2 separate regions of the Mus musculus genome follow, and region 1 is linked to region 2. Evidence: chromatin contacts called from ENCODE Hi-C or POLR2A ChIA-PET data. All regions are on one chromosome and are shown on one strand. Each heading gives the region's core, a stretch centred on a gene start or an enhancer-like site at or near the end of the contact. The rest is flanking DNA. Distances are from core to core; before and after follow the strand shown. Region 1 has its middle 16 kb from the start of Pgc. Region 2 holds the start of Frs3os (fibroblast growth factor receptor substrate 3, opposite strand).

Region 1 (2,700 bases), core at 67-2,566, 41 kb before region 2:
ACACGGACACACACACGGACACGGACACGGACACGGACACGGACACGGACACAAACATAAAACCTGTGAAACTACTTAAACATGAGATGTGAAGCAGCGTGGCGACAGCTGATATGGTGTAGTCCCACTGGGGACTTTGCAGGCAGGCTTGGTGTCGGAGCTGTTGCCCTAGACTCCAGGGCCTAGAGAAAGGGCGTGGGAACCAGTAGGGCTTTGCTTTCATCCTGGGGCCCAAGCCCCACCCCAGAGACCGGGAGGCGGGGCTACTCTGTAAGAGCTCCCAGGTGATTCGAACCGCCAGCCAGGCCTGTCATGAGAGGGAAGGGTCCAATGGCCTCCTAGAAAGCTATGTCTTCATTGAAGGTCATGGCCGGGCAGTGGTGGCGCACGCCTTTAATTTGGGAGGCAGAGGCAGGCAGATTTCTGAGTTCGAGGCCAGCCTGGTCTACAGAGTGAGTTCCAGGGCTACAGAGAAACTCTGTCTCGAAAAACCAAAACAAAAAAACAAACCAAAAAAAATTTCTTTTTGGTGAAAGCAAGGAAGCCGGGAAGGCAGAAAGCACTTGAAGGAAGGATAGCTGAAACAAGAGCGTCGGGATCACTGCTTTCTACACACATCCTTCTCTGGGACTCCCACTGTATTGTAACTCTCAACAAGGTGGAATGCCCCCACCCCACCCCCAGCAAAACTGGCACGGCACTGGCCAGACTCCGTTCTCCTCTTCCTTATTCTCCCAGTTAAGACCAGGACCACGGTGAGGGTCAAGCTCTGGGAACTGTGTGAGGCTCTAGGTTTGATACCCCAGCATCAGAAGGGAGAAAATATGTGTATCTGTAATATATGTTAACAATACGTGTGTGTGTGTGTGTGTGTGTGTGTGTGATGAAACAATGATCCTGCCTGATCTTCTGCCTCTCTGGGCTGTCCTCCCATCTCCCCCGCTGCCAACCCACTCTACAGCAAAGCACTTCCTGTGGGTGAGATAAGTCTCGGTCCTTCCCTATCGCTGGGACGTTATCTCTGCCCTCAGCAAGAGGATCGGCGTCTCTGGTGCAGAGTGGAAGAGGAGGGCGGGCAGAGAGGGGAGGGAAGAGCCGTGCCTAGGACAGGGGATGCAGACCAATGTCCCACGGGGAAATTCAAGGGGTAGAGACACTCCCTGCCTGCCAAATCCCATGCAGTACCTAGTCAACTGAGGAGAACAAGCCCGGAATGGGAGATGGGGTTGTAGAGTGTAGCAGGGACTGTGGCCAGAGTCTGCAAAAAACCTTAGACATACAGGTATTTATTTTATAAGCATGGGTGAGTGTTTTGCCTGCGTGTGTCTGTGCACCACATGCATGCAGAGGCCAGGAGAGGGCGCTCAATTCCCTAGACCCAGAGTTAGAGATGGTTGTGAGTCACTGTATGTGCGCTGGGAATTGGGTGTGCTGGAGAGCAGGGTGCTCGCAAGACGTCCTGGAAGGTGGGGTTTTTTTTTTGGGGGGGGGAGTTGTTGGTTTTGTAGTTTTAATTATTTTTTTCTGTCATACAATACATCCCAACTGCAGTTTGCCCTCATGCCAGACCCTCTCCACCCCCACCCTCACCCCTACCCACCTCCTCTCCCCTGTACATTTCCCCCTCCCCCATTTCCCGTCAGAAAAAAATAGACGTCCCAGGGTGGGAGAGATGGCTCAGTGGTTACCAGCACTGGTTGCTCTTCCACACCCACACAGCAGCTCACAACTGTCTGTAACTACACTTCCACAGGCTCCAACACCCTCACACAGACACACATGCCATACATGCAGACAAAACAAATGCACATACAATAAAAATACTTTTTTTAAAAATTAAAAAAAAAAAACAGACCTCCCAGGGGTATCAACCCAACACAGCATAACAAGTTATAAAAAAAGACACGGCACAAACCCTCATATCAAGGCTGGACAAAGCAACCCAGTAGGGGAAAAAAAGTCCCAAAGAAGGCAAAAGAGCCAGAGACACTCCCACCCCCACCCCACTGTTAGGGGTCCTACAAGAACACCAAGCTACCCAATGCAGAGGCTGTGGCTCAGCCCCAGTCAGGCTCTGTGTTGTCAGTCAGGCTCTAGGAGCTTCCATCCTGTGAGCCATGTTCTCCTGACTCATCTCCTTGAGCCTTCTGGAACCTACAAGCCTTCCTCACCTAGAAGATGTTATATTTTAGGGTGTTAGATACATAGGGTGGCCTGTTGGAACCCTTAGTGCTATTTAAAGATATATTTATTTTATGCATATGAGTACACGCTGTAGCTGTCTTCAGACACACCAGAAGAGAACACCAGATCCCATTACAGATGGTTGTGAGCCACCATGTGGTTTCTGGGAATTGAACTCAGGACCTCTGGAAGAGCAGTCAGTGCTTTTAACCACTGAGCCATCTCTCCAACCCACCCTCAGCTTTTTAAAAAACTGTATGTACATGTGTGTGTAACTTTGGCAGGAGGTAGGGCAGAGTACGCATACCCGTGGAAGCTGAAGGAGGGTGTCGGGCCCCTGGAGCTGGAAATACAGGTGCTTGTGAGCTGCTCAACATGGGTGCCAGAGTCCAGACCTCTGGAAAAGTAGCAAGTGCTCTAACCACTGAACACTCTCTCCCAACCCACTCACTGATTTCCTTTTTAAAGACAGGGTCCCATGCTTCTCACACGGACCTCAAACTCACTCTCATAGCA
Region 2 (2,700 bases), core at 98-2,597:
AGCAGGGCCGCCCGACGGTGGGCCAGGCCACTCCACCCTCGCTCCTCAGGGCTCAGTCTCCAGCCAGCCCCTTGCTGCAGGCCCCCGCTGACGTTCTCGTAGGTGCATTTGGGCTGGGCTGGGCACTCAGAAGGGCCCTCGTTGTTGTTGTGATGGGGAGGGTCCTGCATGCCCGGGCAGAGGCTCTGGCACTTCATCACCTGCCGCCGAGCAGGGGTGGGGCCCAGCACGAACTTGACCTGCCCTGGCTGGAGCAACACCTGTGGGTCTCGCTGGTCGGAACCCTGTGTCTGTGCTGGGAGGGGTACCCTGCCCTCAGGCAGTGGCTGCAGGCAGTGGCGACTTCTGCCATCCTCATCCCCAGTTGGTGTGTTGACATAGGTGTGAGACTGCAGGCAGGGAGAGAGATGTTAAGTGAATCAAGTGGTTTCAAGGACTGGGAGGAGGGACAGGGCCAGAGAAGACAGGAAAAGAGCCAGAGTTTCTCCTGCCGCCTCCAACCCCCCCCCATAAGCGGCCCCTCCTGCTCCGGTAGAGGGGGGCCCTATCAAGTCTCTTCTGTTCTCCCAACCTTCCCTAGGTCCCGCCCACCTAGAGTGCCGCCCACCACCTGCACACCTGCTCCTCGGAGGCAATGAGGGTGTGGGTAGACTCTTCCCCAGGCGAGGGGTGTCGCAGACTGCTTGTGGAGGGTCGGCGAGGTGCGGAGGAGAACCGTGGGCCCTCTCCAGGGCAGCCAGGGAAGCCATTGGAGAAGCCAGAGACCGTGTAGCCTGGAGGTGGGTTCAGGGAAAGCAGTCAAGGAGAGGGGTATGGGAGAGCTGACAGTCATTTGCAGTCACGTGCACACATATTTGAGGTGCCCTGCAATCCTTCCAAAGGCAAGCAAGAGGCTCTCACGGCCCTATTATCACTCACTGCACTGACTGGGCAGCCCCCCACCCCCCTACACCTCTGCAATCAAATCCTGCCCTGCCCTCTGAAGCCACCCTGAGGCTGGCTCAACCTCCTACTTTCTCATAGACCTTATTAAACACTGATGGCACACCTGTCACCCCTGAACTGTCCTATGACCAGGCAGGCTTTGCCAGGGAGCACCAGGAAACCTCACCGACACAGGGGCCATTTTAGCCTTTCTGTCTCTCACAGGGAATACAATGAGCAGGGCTGTGTGGTCTGACTTAGCAGCCATCAAGAACAGATCATGGGAACCTCCACACCAATGTGAGCAGCGATGGCGCGCCAGCCAGCCAGGAGAAGTGTATTTTGTATGTGATCCAGGCCAGTACACGGAAGGAAGCAAAAAGCTCCAGACTGCTGTTTCTATGGCAACCCAACGTCTTCCTGTCTGCTTCCCAACCATCAGTTGACCCAAGGCGCAGGCCTCTGCAGCTCCAGCTTGAGTCACCCAACTGGCCCTGCCCAGGACTGATCCATCCTCAGGAATGGTTCTGACGACAGAAGACTGTCCAGGAAGGCTGGCTCACCCCAGCTCTCCCGTACCTGCTCCTTAGCTCGTGTGTGTATATGACAGGGTGACTGGGGTGGGGTCTCTCACCAGCGGGCTGTGGGGGCCCTCGAGGCAGGTCCAGCTCTGGTGGGTGGCTGCTCCGCGTGATGATGACCGGCTCCTCCGTCACGTTGATGCTGTTACACTGCATGAGGTCCTGCAGCAGGTTGAAGATGTCCTCTGCCCTCGAACACTTGAATGCAAAGATGCCTGGGGAAGGTGAGGAAGCAGTGAGGGCCTCCAAGACCCGGTTTTCCTAAGGATAGGTGCCTTCTGGGGTGGGGAGAAAACCATGGGTAGGTGCCCCATCTTCCTGTACCCATCACTCTGCCTCCCAGCTGCCCCCACCCCCAACCCTTCATCCAGGTATAGCCATCTCTACTATCTCTGAAGACAATTGGGTCTGACCTACTTCCAGCTCATTCACAGACTATTCAGACCAGAGGCAAAGGCCCACTGTTTCCACACAGGTTCCTCTCAGCTTGGGAGAGGCAGAGCAAGGCAGTCCAGTACTCCTTCCTGCAGCAGGTCTCTAAGCACTTCCAAGTGTCTGTCCACAAAGTGGCAACACTTGACTGAGCACCTGCAACTCAATGGCTCTGAAGATGCCAGCCTGGGGATCTGTAACACAGGCCTATGGGACTCGGGGGCAGCTGAGGGGGATGTGTGAGGTCATGCACACATCCACAGCAAAGATAGATGTTACCAGGTACGGTACCACATACCCACAGTTAATCATTAAGTTCAAGGCTGGCCTGAGCTACCCATGAAATCCCTGTCTCAAAAAGCCAGGGTATGTATATATGTATGTATGCATGCATGCATGCATGCATGTATGTGGGTTCCTAGCATGTACACAGTCCTGAGTTTAGTCCCCAGCACCACACCCACAGGATGATAGATACAATTAAACTGGGATATGGACAATGAACATTATATTACTCTTATATACTGCTACCCATTAGCTCCAGTACAGGGTAACTGAAGTTTGTATAAACAGGACGAGAAAGACGGCACGATATGTGAAAGCTGGACAAGACCAGAAGGACAGAAGTGGTGATACGTGGCTGTAATCCCACACTTGGGAGGTGAGACGAGAATCCCCGTGAGTTTGGAGACCAGTCAGGAACACATATAACAAGACCATCTCACAGGGGTGGGGAGGGAAGAGGAAGAGGAGGAGGAAGAGG

Evidence for each region. Hi-C counts contacts between places; a loop is a spot of excess contacts on that map. ChIA-PET counts read pairs that join two places held with the same protein, here RNA polymerase II (POLR2A).
Region 1: POLR2A ChIA-PET joins it to region 2 with 51 read pairs in embryonic stem cell. The contact joins the enhancer-like site here to the promoter of Frs3os in region 2. A Hi-C loop is called at or near these places in 5 of 37 maps with a recorded cell type or tissue (Patski, gastrocnemius, heart and 1 more). POLR2A ChIA-PET finds 5 or more read pairs at or near these places in 4 of 5 experiments (Patski and embryonic stem cell).

Annotation. Positions count from the first base shown.
Region 1 is chr17:47,741,824-47,744,523 of GRCm38, reverse strand. It overlaps a transcript of Tfeb not described here. Among named protein-coding and RNA genes, the nearest start is that of Pgc, 16 kb to the right of the region's middle. Within about 2 kb of position 1,316, at least 1 of the 3 ENCODE cell types and tissues checked has a DNase peak (open chromatin) inside an H3K27ac peak, as active enhancers do; it is heart, where a contact is called at or near this core.
Region 2 is chr17:47,700,643-47,703,342 of GRCm38, reverse strand. It overlaps Frs3os (fibroblast growth factor receptor substrate 3, opposite strand), which reads left to right and starts at 1,347. Exons shown (of 3, transcript NR_045913.1): 1 at 1,347-1,729; 2 at 2,511-2,598. Frs3 (fibroblast growth factor receptor substrate 3) reads right to left here. Exons shown (of 7, transcript NM_144939.2): 5 at 1,559-1,720; 6 at 619-773; 7 at 1-389.